2 separate regions of the Homo sapiens genome follow, and region 2 is linked to region 1. The links are chromatin contacts, found by Hi-C or POLR2A ChIA-PET in ENCODE. All regions are on one chromosome and are shown on one strand. Each heading gives the region's core, a stretch centred on a gene start or an enhancer-like site at or near the end of the contact. The rest is flanking DNA. Distances are from core to core; before and after follow the strand shown.

Region 1 (7,640 bases), core at 1,373-3,872:
CAGGGTTGGCATTTTTATAGTCTAGCCACATGAAGAAAATTTTACCAAGTTTGCCTGGCCATAAAAAACCTTGAATCTTCCAAAGAAAAAGACTGTATATTTTACCACCCGTAAAACATTTAACAAATGCTTAAGTGAAAGCAAAAGTATTTGATGTACAAAAAGCATCATTACATTCAGTTAAACAGAAAGTTAAACTATCTTCATTACATATGACTACCTACTATCTATGAGACTCAATCTAGATATTCAGTCTGAAGACTGTTAAGCAGGTAGCATTCATGTGAATAATTTTGTATCAAAGTGAATTATGGTTAAAAAAATCTATATTAAGAAAGCTACAAGGTACTATTTTTTAATGGAAATTAGTCAACAACTCTGAGGTTGCCAGCATCTATTTACTAAAAAAAAAAAAAAAAAAAAAAAGTGTATTTTATGGTTCAGTCAATGACATTATTTGTAATGGTGTCTAAAAGGTGATGGGGAAAGATTTAAATGATACTGATTTTCTGAATGACTGCTTAAGAAAAGATAAGTTCAATGGTTTACATTCTCATGCAAAAATTCTGGTTGAAAAAATGAAATATTTTGCAATATAAGAAGATATAATTGAAAACCTGTCTCATCTTAATAATGTTTAAACAGTAACCTAGTTAAGATTCTCACTGTTTCGACGAATACTAAAATATATCTATAAAGTAAGAAAACTTGGATACTGACCAGGAGTGGTGCCTCACGCCTGTAATCTCAGCACTCTGGGAGGCCAAGATGGGTGGATCATTTGAGGTCAGGAGTTGGAGACCAGCCTGGTGAAACCTCGCTCCTACCAAAAATACAAAAATTAGCCAGGCATGGCAGTGGGCGCCTGTAGTCCCAGCTACTGCGGAGGCTGAGGCAAGAGAACTGCTTGAACCCAAGGGCAGAGGCTGCAGTGAGCAGAGATTGTGCCACTGCACTCCAGCGTGGGCGAGAGCGGACTCCATCTCAAAAGAAACAAAACAAAACAAAAAACTTGGATGCTAAGACAGTAGACATCAATTGTAATGGAAGCTACACGACAGTGGACTAGTTCTGAACTGCTCCTGTTCTCATTTGTAAAACACAATACCATTTACCTCTCATGATTGTTTTGAAGAATAAAAAAACTCACAAATTTTGATATGCTCTATTAAAGCAATGTATTAGTGAATGCTAACAATAATATTAACTAATATACTATTGTGGATAAAGGAAAAAAGTGTATTTTACTGACTACAACCTTACATTTGGAAATTCAAACGCAAAGATGAGAAATTTGGCATATGATTCCTTACTATATAAAAGCAAGTTTTATTTTGGATAGATTTCTTAATATTTCAGATAAACTGTCTAAGTATACAAGATTTAAGGAAGATAGCATGTCATTTTCTGATTATATAAGAAATACTCAAATAGTCACCTGGCCAGGTGGATCACGAGGTCAAGAGATCGAGATCATCCTGGCTAACATGGTGAAACCCCGTCCCTACTAAAAATACAAAAATTAGCTGGGCGTGGTGGCACGCGCCTGTAGTCCCAGCTACTTGGGGGAGGCTGAGGCAGATGCAGGCTGCAGTGAGCCGAGACTGCATCACCACATTCCAGCCTGGTGACAAAGCAAGACTCTGTCTCAAAAAAAAAAAAAAAAGAAAATAGTCACCCATAATCCTAACAGTGATAACTGCTTTTTTCCTGTGCTCATATAAGCACATGGTCCTAGGCTCTAAATCCATATATTTGTCTGTGCACATGAAACAAGATTGGGATCGCACATGCTGTCTTACCTAGTCAGCAAAGGATTTTATAAAAATCTTGGACAACCTGAGATATGAAAAGCAGCAATACTGAATTAATTGATTTTCCTTGAATACTAATGAGGGTGAACTTTTCAAACACAGTCATGTGCTGCCTAACAATGTTTTGGTCCAGGGGTCCATAATATTATAATACCGTAGTTCTACTACACCTTTCCTATGTTTAGATACCCAAATACTTATGATTATGTTACAACTGCCTACAGTACTCAGTAAAGAAACATGCTGTATAGGTTCACTGCCTACAAGCAATAGGCTATACTACATAGCCCAGGTGTGTAGTAGATTCTACCGTCTGGGTTTATATAATTATACTCTATGATGTTCACGTGATGACAAACTCACTTCTCAGGACACATCCTTGTCATTAAGCGATGCATGACTATATTACTAACCATTTGTATTTCTTTAAAGTTAGCTGCCTCCTATCTTCTGTTCATTTTCCTTCTAAGATTTCTTATTGATTTATGGAAGCTCTAATATATAAAGAATATTAACCTTTTGCCCGCTTAATCTAATTCATTCTGCTGAAAATGATTTATGCCCACTTCTACATGTGATCCACTCCCACTTGTTCTACAGCTGAGCATCACCTTCATTCAATCAATTCTATAACAATGAACTGGAAATCTAAGCATTAAGACCCATACTAGGGGATAGGGACCTGGTAGTGAACAGACTCGGTTCAGGAAACAGCAGATGTTCTCAGCTAAGAGTAGGAACTGCTCAGGCCTGAAGGAAGAATCAGCATGGCTACGGTGAGAAAAGTGAAAAGGAAAGTGGCATAAGACTAGGCTAGAAATGCAGGGAGGGGTCAAATCATGCCTTCTATGCCACGTTCAGAATTTTCATGTTTATCTCAAAAGTAGTGGTTAGCTAAAAAAGAAGCAAGAACTGACATCACGTATTTGCATTATAAAAATGTATCACCACCACTCTGCAATGGGAGGATGGACTGAAAGAGAAGAATGGGTAGCACAGCAGTCCAGGCAAGATGACAGGACGGACCACAGTGGTAGTACTGTGGTTTGAAAATGCAAAGTAGTAGACACAAGACAGGCAGTTTTAAGAGATAGAGTGAACAGAATTTTCTGATTGATATGGGGATGGAAAAAAGGGAGATGGAGAATGACTGCAGGTTTGTGGCCTAAGATACTATTTACTAAGATAGGAAACACTGGAGAAAGGGCAGGTTTGCAGGGCAGATGAGAAAGGTAGGAGGGGTTAACAATTCGGTTTTGGACATTTTGAACTGAAGGAACTTGTGAGACATCCAAGAGGAGATACGGAGCAGTTAATCAGCTAAAAGTCCATTGCTCAGGACAGGTCTAGGTTAAGACTGGAAATGAAAATTTGGAAATCCTAGTACAGAAGGTAATTAAAACCATCATGGGTGAAATTTAAAAATCAAAGGAACTCAGAAATCTGATCCTCAATATTAAGCCAGAGTGTCCCTATTCTGAGTCCCATTTGGTCAATGGTAATGTTACTATACATACTTATATCACAGTTTTCCACACTACAAACTATGGTAAAATGTTTCCTATTTATAGTCTCCTTGGTAGACAATAAGCTCCTCAGAAGCATGATCAAATCTTCTTTATTTCTGTACCCCAGCCTTGGCGTAGTTCCCAATGCGCCATACACATTCAATAAAATGTCTGCAGAGTTTAACTGTAAGCTTGAGGTTATTAAAAAGCAATGTTTACTTACACACCCACACGACACACACACACATGCACACACACTCTCTCTCTGTTTCTTTCTGTCTCTCTCTGTCTCTGAAGTTGAAGAGCTCAGCAGAATGCTTGGGTTAAATCTAGACTCTACCACTTATTAGCCATATGACTGTGGGTAAGTTAACACCTTTGTGCCTCAATATCCTCCTCTGTAAAATAAGGCAGATAAACAGAACCCATCATAGTGTTGTGAAAATTAAATTTCATATAAAGCGCTTGGCACAGTACTTGCACATGACAAGCATTCAAATGTAGCTGTTCTTATTGTTACTATTATTATATCTCCTTTCTTCATATGGATGGAGAAATGTTCAAAAATGGAAAGGATTTCTAGTTACTCACTGTAGTCCTCAAGCTTTGGAACACAAAAGCAAATCATATTCCTTCAAGTTTAAAAGTAAGTGGTAAAAATAAAGAATACAACTTTGATGTATCTGTTAAGTGAAATGAGTACTGAAAAAAGCACTAAATTTAACAGTGAATTAAAAAAAAAAACCCACAAAACTCCAACAATAACAAAACCATCAAATCAAAGCAAATAGTTGTTGATCATGGGGTTCTTTTTTGGTGGTGCTGAGGGGAGTGGGGACAGGGAAGGTGGCAAATGAAACAGGAAAAGACTGACCAAATCTACTACATGTTACGAAATAGGTATTATGCTAGATTTTACTTCATTAGGTACCTGCAAAAAAGCAGGAAAATTAGAAGCATAATGGGTTTGGATATTAAATTGTGATACAAGTTTATGATGTTCATTTCATTTAAATTGTAAGGTATTTGTTTTCTTGAGCAGGTCTTATATGTGCCCCTACTTCCCATATTACGGACTATAATTTTAAAAGCTAAAAAGTTTCATCTCTTTACTGAGAAGTTTGATATTTGTCCTAAGCTACTGTAAGTGACTATAATTTGTAAGACTAATTTAGCCATTAAATTAATGCTAACAAAACAGCATAATTTTTAAAAGATTATTAGTTTCATTTACAAGTGTAAATGTTAATTCACTAGGGTAGCTAAAAGACTGAATAAATCTTCTCATAAGTTGGTGTCAGAATTGGCATGCATCAAGATCAAGCCTCTCTATATTCTGATTTATTTCAAGGGTGTGAATGCAGGGCTCAAACTTGAAGCACTGATAACTCATCAAGAATTTAATCAAGAGAAAGTACTGCATGGGGAAAATACAACGGGTGAAACTTCCTATTTTCATAGTTTCGACTGTTTTTATAGAGTTACCCCTCATATAAAATGCTCTAGCATAGACAACCTGTTTAAGGTCTATGTCATGCACAAATGCCATTTTAAGAAAAGGAAGGTCAGATTATGAAATTAGTTACTTGGGAAAATAAAACAGAGTTCGGCCGGGCATGGTGGCTCACACCTGTAATCCCAGCACTTTGGGAAGCTGAGGCGGGTGGATCACGAGGTCAGGAGATCGAGACCATCCTGGCTAACACGGTAAAACCCCATCTCTACTAAAAATACAAAAATTAGCCTGGAGTGGTGGCAGGCACCTGTAGTCCCAGCTACTCGGAGGCTGAGGCAGGAGAATGGCGTGAACCCGGGAGACGGAGCTTGCAGTGAGCCAAGATGGTGCCACTGCACTCCAGCCTGGGAGACAGAGTGAGACTCCATCTCAAAAAAAAAAAAACCCAAAAAACCCAAAAAAACAAAACAAAACAAAAAAAACAAACAGTTCAAACATTTCTGGTTTAAAAAACAGTACAAAATATACTTAAAACAAACATGATTACATAATGAACACTCTTTCCACATGTAAGCACCATTAGGAATTTCTTATTTTACTCAGAGCTTGTCAGATCTGAGTAACTGGTTGAAGGGTGCGTCACTCAAAAAGGATAAACACAGAGAACTTGGCTAGAGATCAGAAGAAAGCCATACATTTTTAAAACCTGAAATTATGGTCTGTGAGAAAGTCAAGAACACTACCACAACAGTAGGGTGAGTAATTTAATGATAATATACAAGTAAAAGAATGGGTTCTTACACAGAACACACAAGAGTGATAAGGAAGTTTTCTGATTGGAACATTGGTTCTTTTTTTTGAGACGCAGTCTTGCTCTGTCGCCCAGGCTGGAGTGCAGTGTCACGATCTCGGCTCATTGCAACCTCCGCCTCCCAGGTTCCCACCATTCTCCCGCCTCAGCCTCCCGAGTAGCTGCGACTACAGGCGCCCGCCACCACGCCTGGCTAATTTTTTTTTTTTTTTTTGTATTTTTAGTAGAGACGGCGTTTCACCACGTTAGCCAGGATGGTCTCGATCTCCTGACCTTGTGATCCGCCCGCCTCAGCCTCCCAAAGTGCTGGGATTACAGGCGTGAGCCACCGCGCCAGGCCGGTTCTTAACGATCAAGAAAAAGACAAGGACAGGCCTGGTGGACTCATGCCTGTAATCCCAGCACTTTGGGAGGCCAAGGTGGGCAGGTTGCTTGAGCCAGGAGTTACAGACCAGACTGAGCAACATGGTGAGACTCTGTCTCGACAAAAAAATACAAAAATTAGCCAGATGTGGTGGTGTGTGCCTATAGGCCCAGCTACTCAGGAGGCTGAGGCAAGAGGATTGAGCCTGGGAGGTCAAGGCTGCAGTGAGTTATGATCACACCACTGCACTCCAGTCTGGGCTATAGAGTGAGACTATGTCTTAAACAAATAAAAAGACCAAAAGACAAAACAACAGAAACAAGATAATAACTATGAAGATGCTCAAATCCCACAAATACAGATTTAATTGACCTTGATAGGGCCCTAATTTTGAAAATATTTCCAAGATGTTTCTAATGGGTAGTCAGTTGAGAACGACTGGGTTGAAACACCATCATAGGGTAATTAAAATAATGGAATTTCCCTCTCCATAAATCCTTAAAAAGGGCTCTATTCTTCTATCAGTACTGTTTTTCAGAGAACATCAAGACTTCTACATTCTGTTTACCATCCCTTGTTTCCCAAACTCCACTTCATGCTTTTAAACCAGCATAATCTGTCTTCTGCCTCTACACAGTACAAAATGTTACAAATGAATGGCTCATTGCTGAATTCAATGGCACACTTTAAACTCCCTCCTACTCTAGAGCATAAAGCACTGGGAACTTCTGATTCTCCAACTGCTCCCTTGCCATGTCCTATCCCTGGATTCTGAAGAAGCTTTCTTGAATTCTCTCCCCATCTCATATACTTCTCTGTCTGTTCCTTAAATCAGAAGTTCTTAACTGAAATCCATGCCAGACCCTGAAAAGCTCAACAATAGGTTCCACAGGTTAGGAACCCCCTGAAATTGTATACACACTAATCTGTACCTGAGAAGGCCATTGTTTTTTTCATATTACCAATAGGTTTAAGATCCCTAAAGGTTATAAACCACTGCCTGAAATCCTTTTCCTCTTTAAACTTTTCAGGCCTCAGTTGCTATCTATGAGCTTATGGCTGGCTCCTACATCTATCCTGACCTATCAGATATCTGAATCCATATTCCCAATCATCTATTAGGCATATCTATTAAAATCGACACATACAAACAAAACTCATTAAGCACCTCAAGAAATCTTGCTCTATCTCCTTGTAATTCTGTGAATGGAGTGAGTCACAATTAACACTCGCTCACTTCAACCAGAAATTTCAGAATCATCCTTCATCTCTCATTCTTCTCCTCTGCTCAGTTAACTTTTAATCTAGCTTCTTTTCTGCATCCAAAGCAACGTTTTATTTTAGGCCAGCTCACATGTCATTATGGCTACAGGCTTCTAATAGAACTCTCTGCTTGCATTCTCCATGCTCTAATCCATCTACCAAATAGCTACCAGGATTATCTTCCTAATTGTCTCCCTATCTGAAGAAGCATCTCTTGGCTCTCTTAGAATGAAAAACAGAATCTCATCTGCTTGCCTTGGAATGCAGTGGACTTCCCACCCCCGATCTTCCTTATATAACCTAATCTTCCACTTCCAACACACCTTAACATTCTCAGCTTTACACCATTCCTCTTCCAATAACAGACTGTTTCGCGGTTTTATAGCTGCCTAAATCGTCCTTTCCCCACTCCTTCAACTAGGAA
Region 2 (7,640 bases), core at 2,946-5,445, 890 kb before region 1:
GGGAAGAATCCTCCTGTTTCACAAGTTGGGCTTCTATCTAAAACAGGGCTTCTATCAAAAAGCAAAAATTGGACCAGCTTTAACATTATTTAGTCTGAAATTTAGATTTGATTATTATTTAGTTCATGGTTTAGTCTAGAAGACAGTGTACCTTAAAAAGAACAATTTATTTCATTATTTCACGTAAGTCAACATAAAACATTGTTTGAAGAAAGGGATTCCTGATTTTTAAAAATGACCACAGGTTAAAATTAATAGTTATAGAGAAAATAAAAACCAGCTTAATAAAGCTCAGAAAATTTGTGCATGCATGTGTTGAGGGGTGAGGAGAGAGGGAAGGAGAGAAAACTGATAGAGATATTTGATTTACCAGAGCATTTGGCTAGATAATCTTATCTATTATATCTATAAAACACGAAAGGAAACACAGCTGTACATTTTTACAAGTGGTATATACTCAGAAAGGCCCAAACTAGCCATCAAGTTCAAGGGGTTAGAGGGAAAACCTAAGAAGTTAATGTTTTAATTTTTCTGATTTCTTTTTTTTTTTTGAGACAGTCTTGCTCTGTTGCTCAGGCTGGAGTGCAATGGCACAATCTCAGCTCACTGTAACCTCTGCCTCCCAGGTTCAAGTGATTCTCCTGCCTCAGCCTCCCAAGTAGCTGGGACTATAGGCACGCACCACCATACCTGGCTAATTTTTGTATTTTTTTTTTTTTAAGTAGAGATGGGGTTTCACAATATTGGCCAAGCTGGTCTCGAACTCCTGACCTTGTGATCCGCCTGCCTCGACCTCCCAAAGTGCTGGGATTACAGGCATGAGCCACAGTGCCCAATCAATTTTTCTGATTTCTATCAGCAATATGTTCAAAAAGCAAAACTTGGACCAGCTTTAACATTATTTAGTCTGAAATTTAGTTTTGATTATTATTTAGTTGATGGTTTAATCTAGAAGACACTGTATCTTAAAAAGAATAATTTATTTCTTTATTTTACATAAGTCAGTTACTCCTTTGGGAGCCTGCAAAATAAGGTTGCGATGTGTTAACAGAGACCCTAGGTTGGAAACTCCTAACTTTCTAGCCAAATCTCACTATCTTTTTGTTCCTATAATTTAAAATGTTATTTTAATGACTAGAAATCCATTTCAGATACTCTGGCTGATTGTATTTTTTTTTTTCCAGACAGAGTTCTCACTCTGTCGCCAGGCTGGAGTGCAGTGACGATCTTGGCTCACTGCACCATCCACCTCCTGGGTTCAAGCAATTCTCCTGCCTCAGCTTCCTGAGTAGCTGGGACTACAGGTGTGCGCCACCATGCCGAGCTAATTTTTGTATTTTTAGTAGAGACGGGTTTCCACCACGTTGGTCAGGATGGTCTTGATTTCTTGACCTCGTGATCCGCCTGCCTTGGCCTCCCAAAGTGCTGGGATTGCAGGTGTGAGCCACCACCCCAGCCAGCTGATAGTATTTCTAACCCCTCTTCTCTCCCAAAAACTTTATGTAGTCAGTGGTTGTCATCGGATGGTTTTGCCCCCTAGAAAATATTTGGCGTCTGGGGGCATTTTTGCTCGTTACAGTCAAGGGAGTTGATATGGTTTGGCTCTTTCCCCCCACTGCCCCAAATCTCATCTGGAACTGTAATCCCTATGTGCCGAGGGAGGGACCTAGTGGGAGGTGATGGATCATGATTGCTGTTCTCATGATAGTGAGTTCTCATGAGATCCAGTGGTTTAAAAGTGTTTGGCAATTCCTGCCTCGCTCACTCTCTCTGTTACCACCATGTAAGACGTGCCTTTCTTCCCCTTTGGCTTTCACCGTGATTGTAAGTTTCCTGAGGCTTCTGCAGCCATACAGGGCTGTGAGTCAATTAAACCTCTTTTGTTTATAAGTTACCCAGTCTCCGGTAGTATCTTTATAGCAGTGTGAGAATGGACTAATACAGGAGTGCTACTGGGATCTAGTGGGAAGAGGCAGGGAAGCTGCTAAATAGCCTACAATGTACAGAAGAGCCCCCGACAAAGAATTATCCAGCTGAGTTCTAAGGATGGGAAATTCTGGTCTAAATAGATCTATCAGGTCCCATTTTGTATTAGGTGTCTGATTGGTTGTCCATTTTTCAATGCATTCTTTGCTGTAAAAAAAAAAAAACAAAAGGCAGCATCTGTGATCTCAGCAGAAAAAAAAAATTGCATGCAAGTATTTAGCCTACTTTCAAATTATAAATGTCATGCTTCTTTTAAATAGTCTTAAAATAAATCATTCCTGGGATTGCAAGTAACATTAACAGAGGCCTTCTTTCCCCCAAGAGAGAAAATCCTGATTAAGGAATTTCTAAGTAGTGAGAATAGCAGATTCATGAATTCCACATTAAAAGGCACTTTGGTGCTTAATACATTTCCTCTACTGAACTTTAGTATGGGATTGTTGACAATTCTCATCTGATACTCAGTAAAAAATGATCACTCTAATTATTTGAAAAGTGGAGAGCAGTTTATGTAAAACTCCCCCACCTGCTCTTAGTATCACCAGTGTAAATGATAATAACCCACCCATAAACCTCGTTCTTACTGGATTCAAGGAGAAACTTTGTGTTTTGGCCTCCAAGTGGCAGCAACAGCCTCCCTGAAGGCAGCAAATTGAGTGTCAGAGTGTCAGTGGGTGCTCAATGACATCTGACCTGGATGAATTGCTTCCCTAACTCTCAGTATGTCAGAGGGAAACCTGCACCCCCATGTTTATTGCAGCACTATTCACAATAGCCATAATATGGAATCAACCTAAGTGTCCGTCAGTGGATACACAGATAAGGAAGATGTGGTACCTATCCACAATAGAATAGCACTCAGCCATAGAAAAGAATGCAGTCCTGTCATTTGCAGCAACACGGATGGAACTGCAGGTCATTATGTTAAGCCAGGCATAGAAAGGCAAGCATTACATGTTTTCACTCGTGTAGGAGCTAAAAAATGTTAATTGCATAGTGTAGAGAGTAGAATGATTATTACCAGAGGCTGGGAAGGGTGTGTGTGGGGTGGGTGATGGGAGAGATGGGAATGAAGAAAGGTTGGTTAATGGGTACAAACATACAGTTAGATAGAAGGAATAAGTTCTAGCAGTCTATAGTACAATAGAGTGACTATAGTTAACAACAATATATTGCATATTTCAAAATAACTAGAAGACTTGGAATGTTCCCAGTACAAATAAATCATAAATGTTTGAGGTGATAGCTATCCTGATTACCCTGATTTGATCATTATGCATTGTACACATACCTCAAAATACACATGTACCCCATAAACATGTACAAATTATGTATCAATAAAATTTTTTAAAGTTTCCTTTATTGTAGCAATGATCAGCATTTTCTCCCGGTCCACCTGGGATGCTCCAACTGATAAAAGCTCATGAACATAAGCGAAGGGGGTGAGATTTTCATCTCTGAGCATTTGCAGTAAGAGCATGCTTAAGAAATTAAAAGTTACATTTCTTACAAGTAAAGAGAAGGGATGTCCAAAACAGCCCACTGAGAGCTGTTTGCTTAACTTCAAGTTCGCTTGACCTTGTTTTGACATCATCTGTGTGCTCTTATCTGCCTCATGATGATAATTTTTTCATCAGCTCCTGCAAAATATTCTGACTACAATGAAAGCTGACCTATCTTGTTTTGTTCAAATGGATTGGGAAACAAAACCATTAGGAAATCTCGGGGATAGAAATGAAGCCGAAATGGATTAACATTTGTTTTTAATTCATGAGTTCTATCGGTCTGGGTCACTGTGTATCAACTGGAAATGCAGGCTACATTTATTTAATCCCAAAGGTAGTTTAAACGTGTTTATATGTATATTCTGTGATTCACAGAGCTGTTTCTGAGCTTTTACAGTGTGCTTTGAAGTTTCAGTGCTTGAGAGGTGATAAAACAAGGTGACACCCAGCTTTAAGAGGAGGTACAGTATGTACAGTAGGCCTCTTGTCCCTTTCAAACTGTGCTGGGTTGGAACGTGACCTCACTGCTATCAGCCTCAGTACCATAAAAGAATGAATGTCCAGAGATCATCACTGGGTCCTTTGATAAAGAGGGCTGATTTAGAATAAAGAAATCCCAGTCAGCCTGAGTAATCATGTAATCAGAGAAACCACATGGGCAAGGAGAGGGAATTCTTAGCTACTGGCATGAGAGGCAAAGTCCACTCGGGTGACAACACAACCTTTCCTAGACCCTCAAATATGGAAGTGCAGCAAGTGACCCATAAAAGTGGAACCTAACACTAGGTCCATTTTATAATTAGCTTGCTCTTACTCAGGTACCAGTCACACAGCTTATGTTTCATGCTCTGCCTTCTCCTTCCTGTGGCTTGACTGTTAGCCAGCTTGGAGCTTAATGCCTTCAGAAACATGGTGGTTTTCCTGGAGAGATGATAGAATGTTCTGCCCCTGTGACAATTAAAAAGGAAGGGGCCAGGCACGGTGGTTGACGCCTATAATCTCAGCACTTTGGGAAGCGGAGGCGGGTGGATTGCCTGAGGTCAGGAGTTCGAGACCAGTCCGCCCAACATGGTGAAACTTCACCTGTAATCCCAGCTACTCGGGAGGTTGAGGCAGGAGAATTGCTTGAACCTGGGAGAAGGAAGTTGCAGTGAGCCGAGATCGTGCCATTGTACTCCAGCCTGGGTGACAAGAGCAAAACTGTCTCCAAAAAAAAAAAAAAAAAAGGTGATAAGTACACCTTTGTTCTTTAATCTCTATTGCTACATAAAAGAATACTTTCATATGTATCTGTATTTATTCATTTAGAGACAGAGTCTCGCTCTGTTGCCCAGGCTGAAGTGCAGTGGTGCAATCTTGGCTCACTGCAACCTCTGCCTCCCTGGTTCAAGGGATTCCCCTACCTCAACCTCCCGAGTAGCTGGGACTACAGGTGCGTGCCACCACGCCCAGCTAATTTTTTTGTATTTTTAGTGGACATGGGGTTTCACTATGTTGGCCAGGCTGGTCTTGAACTCCTGACCTCAAGTGATCTGCCCACCTTGGCCTTTCAAAGTGCTGGGATTACAGGTGTAAGCCACTGCACCCAACCTTTACTTTTCATATTTAATCCTGTCTCTGCTTGACTGAAGACCAGTGGCTTTCTGGAATTTTTACTCAATTCTCAGACCACTTATTGATGAACGGAAGCTCAGTGGGCCAGAAGTCACCACTTGCTTTTCCCTTCCTGGACCTCAGTCTGAGTGTGGGAGCTTATCCCAGAGAGGCTTGATTTTGATGCTACATTCTCACATAAATTCATCAGTCAGAGAAATTCTGGTAAATTCTTAGAGCCGGAGGAGTCTGGGGGATTGTCGTTGTTTTACATTTGAAGAAGTTCAGGACAAATAAGAGTAGTTGTCTAAAGTCACAAGGACATTGAATGAATGAGTCAAGATTTGCTTGAGGTGTTTTGGGTCCCAGTGTATCAGTCTTTTTACCACACTGCCTGAACAAAATTATGTAGTCTCATGTTTGGGCAATGCAAAAAAACATCATAGTGAAACAAATATTCACAGTGAATTATATTCAGGTGCCCAGAAGTCTCAGCTACAAAATATAAATTTATTTTAGCATGGTTTCCATGAACATATATCTTCAATAGGCTTTTCTGAAACTAGACCCCTAATTGTGTCACCGAGATGGGCGGGCTGTTCCCCATCAGCGCACCATGGCTCATTGGCTGCTTGTGGGAAGTGTCCTGAAGGTCCAGAGGTTGACACCGCCTGCCTTCTGTTAACTCACGGCTGGTCATGTTACCCTACTTCTGGCTATAACCTCCTCCCTTCCATGCTGCGATTCTCCACAAGATCTCAGGGATTTGAGAAACCAATACAACATACTTTTGTTTTCTTCCAAATTGAGAATGAGTTTGAGATGTCTTTTATTCTGCATTATTTGTTTCTAAGTGCAATATTGAGGTTTACCCCCTTATAAGCAATTAAATAGCATCTCTCAGGCTAAGAGATGACTCCAGGATATTTTAAAGCAAGAACTACTGGCTGGGCACGGTGGCTCACGACTGTGATTCCAGCACTTTGGGAGGCCGAGGTGGGTGGATCACTTGAGGCCAGGAGTTTAAGACCAGCCTGGCCAATTTGATGAAACCCTGTCTCTACTAAAAATACAAAATAATTAAAGAACCACTGCTCATGTGATTTAAGCCCATGGGGATTCTTAACTGGGCCTGTTATGAGTTTTACAAAGAGTTTATCATTTCATGAAGCTTCTACCGTAAGTCTCCTTCTATAGGTCAGGTCTGAAGGAGGGAGTCCCCTAGCAGGGAAGATTCGTAGTCAGTAATGAGACTTAGTCGTCAGGGTACTCTGCCGACCTTTGTGGAAAATGCGGAAGGGGGAGGCTGGAACAATAGGCCTGCTGCTCTGCATCTCTGTTGTGTTACGTGGGATGGAAAATGAACTTCAAAGCCTAACATGTTTCAAAACCCGAATCAAGCTGAGCCTCCTCCTGTCAGCCCACTGAGAGGCTGTTACCACAAGCAGATGCAGCTGATGCTTTATTATTTTGCAGGGAAGGGGTGGAGGGATCCTATTATTTTGCTTCCAAAGTGTAAAGCGTTCTTTTATGGTTGTGTCATCCTCACAAAAGGCCACATATTTGTATGATTCCATGTATATGAAGTGTCCCAAATAGGCAAATCCACAGGGACAGAAAGCAGACTCATGGGTGAGAGGGGACGGCGGAAGGGGTAGGGAGTGACTTCTATCGGGTAGGGCTTCTTTTTGGGGTCATATGGAACATCCTGAATTAGATAGTGGTGGGGTTGCACAATATAGAAAATATGCAAAAAACAATGAGCTGTTTACTTTTAGATGGTGAATTTCATGCTTTGTGAATTATATCTCTAAAAAATTAATATATAGTTGTGCCATCTTAAGATGAGAACGGGTGAAAAGTGACGGCTCTGCAATGCTCTGGATGACAATCGTGGCAGCTCGTGTTTATTGTGTACCAATCACTGTTCTAAGAGCCTGACCTGTGCTCACCCATTTAACCCTCACAGCAGCCCCTGAGGTGGATACTATCACTACTCCCATTTTACAGATGAGGGGACCAAGGCACAGAACAGTCCTGTGACTCATTCAATGCAACACAGCAGGAGCATGGCAGAGTCAGGCGCCTCACCTGGCAGTCTGGCTCCCAGGTCTGCCTCTGGCCTGCAGCGCAGCACCCCTTCTGGATTCCAGCAAGGTCACTGCAGGCAGGATACTGAAAAGACCATCAGAGAGTTCACATGAATGTGGGAGCTTAAGGTGACCCAGTCTTGAGTGTTGGCATGGGCTTCGTCTGCAGCAAAGGTCATTTGCACAAACAGATTAGCCCACCTAACTGTTGTGCCATCACAGTGGCTGACGTCAATGTCAATTCACCCTATTTGTTCAGAGCTGGGGCACACAGGTGTTTCTCACTGCAGATTGGTCTGTACCCATAAGCCTCTACCTCTCCAGGAGAACTTCCAGTGGGTGGGAGGGACAAACAAGCTTGGCACTCACTTCTGATGCAATATTGGCAGCTGTCTCAATGCATGCTGACCTTAAAGGTTATTATGAGCACAAAATACCATCCAATTTAGGTCCTCTGTAAGAAATA

What was found. Hi-C counts contacts between places; a loop is a spot of excess contacts on that map. ChIA-PET counts read pairs that join two places held with the same protein, here RNA polymerase II (POLR2A). Pooled maps may share reads with other maps.
Region 2: a loop to region 1 is called in a pooled map of right cardiac atrium, with 2.6 times the contacts of the local background. The contact joins two enhancer-like sites. A Hi-C loop is called at or near these places in 1 of 37 single-sample maps with no recorded cell type and 4 of 50 pooled maps. POLR2A ChIA-PET finds 5 or more read pairs at or near these places in 2 of 52 experiments (MCF 10A and endothelial cell of umbilical vein).

Annotation. Positions count from the first base shown.
Region 1 is chr6:133,962,038-133,969,677 of GRCh38, reverse strand. The region is part of intron 1 of TBPL1 (TATA-box binding protein like 1); the gene reads right to left. The region is part of intron 1 of LOC128092253 (umcharacterized LOC128092253); the gene reads right to left. Among named protein-coding and RNA genes, the nearest start is that of TBPL1, 13 kb to the right of the region's middle. RefSeq lists enhancers at 2,603-2,652, 4,836-5,005, 6,624-6,793. Within about 2 kb of position 2,622, at least 2 of the 41 ENCODE cell types and tissues checked have a DNase peak (open chromatin) inside an H3K27ac peak, as active enhancers do.
Region 2 is chr6:134,849,871-134,857,510 of GRCh38, reverse strand. All of the region lies in intron 2 of LOC101928277 (a long non-coding RNA gene), which reads left to right. Among named protein-coding and RNA genes, the nearest start is that of ALDH8A1, 96 kb to the left of the region's middle. RefSeq lists an enhancer at 6,168-6,701. Within about 2 kb of position 4,195, at least 4 of the 41 ENCODE cell types and tissues checked have a DNase peak (open chromatin) inside an H3K27ac peak, as active enhancers do.